Regions from separate parts of the Homo sapiens genome. Here region 2 is linked to region 1. A link is an interaction called in ENCODE POLR2A ChIA-PET data of the cell type or tissue named here. Cell type or tissue: PC-9. All regions are shown on one strand. Links, peaks and the distances in the headings refer to the core of each region. The heading gives the core; the rest is flanking DNA.

Region 1 (2,901 bases), core at 128-2,627:
CTAGGCTCAAAAGATCCTCCCATCTTAGTTTCTCTCAAGTAGCTAGGACTACAGGCACACAGCATCTCAAGATCCTGGCCTCAGGTGAATCGCTTGACCCCAGGAGGTGGAGGTTGCAGTGAGCCGAGATCGCATCACTGCTCTCCAGCTTGGGCGACAGGAACTGACTCCATCTCAGAAAAAAAAAAAAAAAAAAATCCTGAACGCAATTGATTCTCCTGTCTCAGCGTCCCAAAGTGCTGGGATAATAGGTGTAAGCCACCATGCCCTGACACTTTATTTTTATTTATTTATTTATTTAGTTATTGAGACAGAGTTTCGCTCTTGTTGCCCAGACTGGAGTGCAATGGCGCGATCTTGGCTCACTGCAACCTCTGCCTCCCAGGTTCAAGCAATTCTCCTGCCTCAGCCTCCCGAGTAGCTGGGATTACAGGCATGCACCACCACGCCCAGCTAATTTTGTATTTTCAGTAGAGACAGGGTTTCTCCATGTTGATCAGGCTGGTCTCGAACTCCCGACCTCAGGCGATCCACCCGCCTCAGCCTCCCAAAGTGCTGGGATTACAGGCGTGAGCCACTGTGCCCGGCCACTTTATTTTTTTTAACCTTTGCACTGAACTTTGCATTTGACCCATTTAAACTGCATCTTAGCTAGGTGCAGTGGGGTATGCCTATAGTCCCAGCTACTTCAGAGGCTAACGTTAGAGGATCATCTGAGGCCAGGAGTTTTAAGGCTGTAGTGTGCTATGAATGCACCTGTGAATAGCAGCTGTGCTCCAGCATATAGAGACCCTGTCTCTAAAAAATGAAAAAACAAAACAAAACAAAAAAAACCCCACCTCGTTAGATTTGGTCCTGCCTGCCAAGATCTCTTTATATTCTGATTCTGCTATCCAGCATATTATCTCTACTAGATTATTGATGTCTACAAATGTGATAATCTGTCATCAACGTTCTTAACTAAACCATTTGTACAAACATTGAATAGGACAGCACTCAGAACAGTATGCACTAGACACTTCTAATTTGGTGTTAATCCATTGTTAGTTAATAGGATTCTGAGTATTGTTTGCATTGTCTGCTCAGCCAATAGCAACTGGGAGCCTAGTTCAACTGGAATGTGCAGCTACAGGCCCCATTGTAGACTTCACAGAAGAGAGGTGTGAGTTCTGTGTCTCAAGCCAAAAGGAGAAAAAAAATTTTTTTTCTTTGAAACAGCGTTTTGCTCTTGTTGCCCAGGCTGGAGTGCAATGGTACAATCCCGGCTCACCACAACCTCTGCCTCCCAGGTTCAAGCAATTCCCCTGACTCAGCCTCCCTAGTAGCTGAGATTACAGGCATGCACCACCACGCCCAGCTAATTTTGTATTTTTAGTAGAGATGGGGTTTCTCCATGTTGGTCAGGCTGGTCTTGAACTCCCGACCTCAGGTGATCCGCCCATCTCGGCCTCCCAAAGGGCTGGGATTGCAGGTGTGAGCCACCGCGCCCAGCCCAAAAGGAGAAAAATTTAAATTTAATAGTAAACAAGTTTTCTACCCATTTCTTAGGCTTAAGTCATCTGGGTCACTGGGTCATTTCCTCTAAAGATCTGCTTCTTTCATTTCAGAACCCACAAATTTTCTAAACACCTATAAATTGTCATTCATTCTTCAATTTTGTATCACCTAGTTTGGGTCAACTACAGTTCCAATCTACCATATCCTTTCTGGCTTCACTTCTTTCCTTATCCACCTTGGACTTCATGGACAATGATCTCAAGACACTTTTACCACACCCTCAGTTACCTTTGTCTTTTGTTCTTTGGTCCCAACCACCTCACCCCTCCCCAGTTCTAGATCAATGTAAACTTTATGTTTATTTGCTCATTCAAGAAATATTTATTGAGGGCCTGTTGATATGCCAACAGTTGTTCTAGGTATTGAGGACACAGATGTGTTTTCTCTCCTTCTGAGTGTTGGCATCTGTTTTATAGGAGAGCATTAGTTAATCATGAGTCGGAACTGGTACCAGTATGTGGTTTCCAGCCTTAACTTGGCAGTCCTCATGGGGAGCCAAATGCCTTGTCAATTTCTCACAGCTGCTCTCCTTAAGCACCTCTTTCTAGTCCCAGCCTTTGCCTTTTGTAGACCACCTTACAGTCGGCCTCAAAAGGATAATAAACCAGTGCCACATTCTCCAGCGTTCTTCCCTTTCCTTTTCCTTTTCCCCCTCGCCTCCCCTCCCCCAGGCTGGAGTAGTAGAGCGGCAGGATCTCAGCTTCCTGCAACCTCTGCCTCCGAGGTTCAAGCAATTAACCTGCCTCAGCCTCCCTGGTAGCTGAGATTACAGGCACCCGCCACCACAACTGGCTAATTATTTTTGTATTTTAGTAGAGACAGGGTTTCAAATGATCCACCTGCCTTGGCCTCCCAAAGCACTGGGATTACAGGCATGAGCCAGCACACCTGGCCTCTTCCCCCTCTCCCCTCCCCCTCCCTCCCCTCCCCCTCCCCCTCCCCTCCCCCTCCCCCTCCCCCTCCCCTCCCTTCTCTTCTCTTCCTTTTTTTCCTCGCTCCGTCACCCAGGCTGGAGTGCAGTGGCATGATCTCAGCTCACTGCAACCTCCACCTCCCAGGTTCAAGCGATTCTCCTGCCTCAGCCTCCCGAGTAGCTGTGATTACAGGCACCTGCCACCATGCCCGGCTAGTTTTTGTGTTTTTAGTAGAGAAAGGGTTTTGCCATGTTGGCCAGGCTGTTCTCCAACTCCTGACCTCAGGTGATCCACCCGTCTCGACCTCCCAAAGTGCTCTTTCTCTATCTCTTCTTTCCTTCTTTCCCTCTCTCTCTCCTCTCTTTCTCTCTTCTTTTTCTCTCTTTTTCTTTTTTTTCCCCCAGACCAGGTCTCACTCTGTCGCCCAAGA
Region 2 (2,901 bases), core at 162-2,661, 380 kb before region 1:
TTAGGAGTTAAGACCAGCTTTCTAGGAAAACCATGTTGCATCTTCCAACAGTAATTACTTCTGAAACAGTAATTTTACCACACGACTCAAGGGGAAAACTTTTTTTTTTTAAATTTATAAAGGAGTTGGGGGTCTCGCTATGTTGACCAGGCTGGTCTTGAACTCTGACCTCAAGTGATCTGCCCACCTCGGCCACCCAAAGTGCTGAGATTACAGGCATAAGCCACGGCGCCAGGCCAAGGGGAGAACACTTTTTTTTTTTTTTTCCTGAGACGGAGTCTCACTCTGTCGCCCAGGCTGGAGTGCAGTGGCGAGATCTCGGCTCACTGCAAACTCCACCTCCAGGGTTCAAGCGATTCTCGTGGCTCAGCCTCCCGAGTAGCTGGGATTACAAGCGCGAGCCACCGTGCCCGGCTAATTTTTGTATTTTTAGTAGAGACAGGGTTTAACCATGTTGGCCAGGGTGGTCTCGAACGCCTGACCTCAGGTGATCTGCCCGCCTCGGCCTCCCAAAGTGCTGGGATTACAGGCGTGAGCCACCGCGCCCGGCCGGAAAACACTTTTTAACACGAAATCGAATACGGATAAACGTGGTGTCATTTGAAAACTCATACATTTTACAAAACAAAAGTTGGGGTGGCTCTTTCAGACAGGGCCGCCGGGTGTGCGCAAGTTCGGGTTTGCTCTTCCTTGCCACGGGGGTAGGTCCCGTAGCACCTAGGTGGAAAGGCCGCGGCTTTTACGGCGGGGTAGGCGAGGGTCGCCCGAGTGATCGCAGGCTCCGACTGGGTCTCGAGGGTCGGCTGCTTCGGTCTGCCCTGGAGAGGTTTTCAGCTTCGGCGCGAGGCACTTGGGCAGGATCCCCGGGCTGCACCCTCCTCCGCCCGCGCCCCGTGGGGCTGGAAGTGGGAATGTGCCCACCCTGGCGGGGACCGGGGGCCGCACAGCAGTTGGGGGTGGGTGGGGGTGGGTAGGAGTAAGGGGACAGGGACACCGCCGCTCGGAGCCCGGGACCCCGCGGCATCCAGTGCGTCTGTGTCGGTCCCAGTGGGAGACCTCCCACCCCGAAAAGAGACCGAAGTGGCGGAAGGAGCCCGCACCCGCCTCCCCAGGTCGGCGGTTTCTCTAGCGCAAGGTGACGGGCGTGGACGCGGCTGTGGGGCCGGGAGCGGAGGGTTGGGGTCTGGCCTCCCGCGCCGGGGCGAAGGGGCAGCCGCAGCGCAGAGGCCCGCCCCGCCCTCCCCTCCCGTCACGCCCAGCCTCCCGGCCCTTGGGCTGCTCGCGGCCTTTTTTTCCCGGCTGGGCTCGGGCTCAGCTCGACTGGGCTCGGCGGGCGGCGGCGGCGGCGCCGGCGGCTGGCGGAGGAGGGAGGGCGAGGGCGGGCGCGGGCCGGCGGGCGGGCGGAAGAGGGAGGAGAGGCGCGGGGAGCCAGGCCTCGGGGCCTCGGAGCAACCACCCGAGCAGACGGAGTACACGGAGCAGCGGCCCCGGCCCCGCCAACGCTGCCGCCGGGTGAGTCGGGGCCCCCGCCCGGCGCCCGAGCCCCGCGCGGGGGTGGGAAGGGGCTGCGGAAAAGTTGGGAGCCCCGGGTGCCGCTTTGTCGCGGGGCCGCGGAGGGGTCGGGCTGGGAAGGCCGCGGGGCCGGGGCGAGGAGGGAGGCGGCGCTGGCGGGGGGCGCTGCGGGCGCTCATGGCGGCGGCCGCCGGGTAAGGCGGGCGCAGCGCCTCAAGGGAGCGGCCGGGGCCGGCGGGCCTGGCGCCGCGGTGTCCGCGGCAGCGCCGCCCTGAGCCGGAGAAGCTTTCCCGGGCAACAGGTAGGGCGGAAGGTGGGGACGCGGGGGCTGCGGGCGACGGGGCCGAGCCGTGGGCTTCCCTTTGTTGGGGAGTGGAGGAGCTTGGTGACCATTGGCGCGAGAGCCTCCACCCTGGCAGCGGCCCGCGGGGTTGCCCTGGCCTGGACGCGTCCTGTGGCTTGGGTGGGAGGAGAGGGGAGGGCCCTGCCCCGTTTTCTTCCTACCGGCCCACCGTGCCCACCTCGCAGGCGAGGTCAGAGCTTCCATGTGCTTAACGGGAAACAGGAAGGAGCGGCCCGGAGCGCCTGCCCCGGCCCGGTAGGGCTAAGGCATACCGTTATGAGGTGTGGATGGCTGGCAAGGGAGCTCCTGGTGGAACTGGCTTTCTGGGCCGTAGCTTGTTAATCACTAGAGGCCCGTGGCAAGTGGGTTGACTGCAGGTGTAGAGCACTCATCTTTAGCCTGCAGTTGGAGTCTCTCCCTCCCTAAGCCTAGCTCCTGGCATCAAAACCTGGTTTCAGTCACCTGAGTTGCCAGGCCCAGGTTCAGGGGGTTCTGAGGATCGTGGCGAATGCAGTGAGCCCCTGTTCCTGGAGAAGTGAGTCCGAGCAGGCCTCCAGCAGGCAGTCACCCCCATATCTGTGCTGGGGCAGGGGTGGGTGGCGGTTGCTGCCGCATACCGGAGTCGGGATGACCGCACCGGGGTGTGAGTGGCTGCACATGTAAAGGGGCTCCTAAGGGTAAGGACTTGCCTGCAGTCCTGTCCCTGAGGACCTGGCGCTGACCATACCGTGATCTGCACAGTCTGTTCCAGAGAGGGATCCTTTTCTCCCCTGGTCCCCCACTTCCCTCACTGGGGCCTCTGGCCAGATTTTCCCCTGGGAGGAAGGGCCTCCTTTTACCCCTGTCACTGGCCATAGGCTGGCTGATCCCTCACTGTGTCCTTCAACACCGCCCCAGCTGTCTCTCAAACCCACCGGCGTCTCCCTGCCCCTGGGGCCATAGTCTCATGCAGTGTTTTGGTCCGTGGAGGCCTTTGGTGGGACTTTGCAGACAAGCTGTAGGCCAGATGAGGCTGAGGACTACTGTTCTGACTGCCTCTCACCCAC

Evidence for each region. ChIA-PET counts read pairs that join two places held together with the same protein. Peaks named below come from ENCODE experiments on the same cell type or tissue, not always from the same donor. Only the 100,000 strongest peaks of a DNase experiment are listed, where the experiment ranks them.
Region 2: POLR2A ChIA-PET joins it to region 1 with 11 read pairs; 2 of 35 experiments call an interaction of 5 or more read pairs at or near these places.

What each region holds. Positions count from the first base shown.
Region 1 is chr1:150,595,370-150,598,270 of GRCh38, reverse strand. All of the region lies in intron 2 of LOC107985203 (a long non-coding RNA gene), which reads right to left. Among named protein-coding and RNA genes, the nearest start is that of MCL1, 17 kb to the right of the region's middle. RefSeq lists enhancers at 1-284, 285-786. In PC-9, for the core only: no CTCF peak of the experiment used is centred there; no DNase peak of the experiment used is centred there; H3K27ac peaks cover 383 bases.
Region 2 is chr1:150,973,230-150,976,130 of GRCh38, reverse strand. CERS2 (ceramide synthase 2) reads left to right here and starts at 1,296. Exons shown (of 11, transcript NM_022075.5): 1 at 1,296-1,512. RefSeq lists silencers at 992-1,431, 1,452-1,941, a cis regulatory region at 2,117 and enhancers at 2,045-2,189, 2,147-2,901. In PC-9, for the core only: no CTCF peak of the experiment used is centred there; no DNase peak of the experiment used is centred there; H3K4me3 peaks cover 1,697 bases.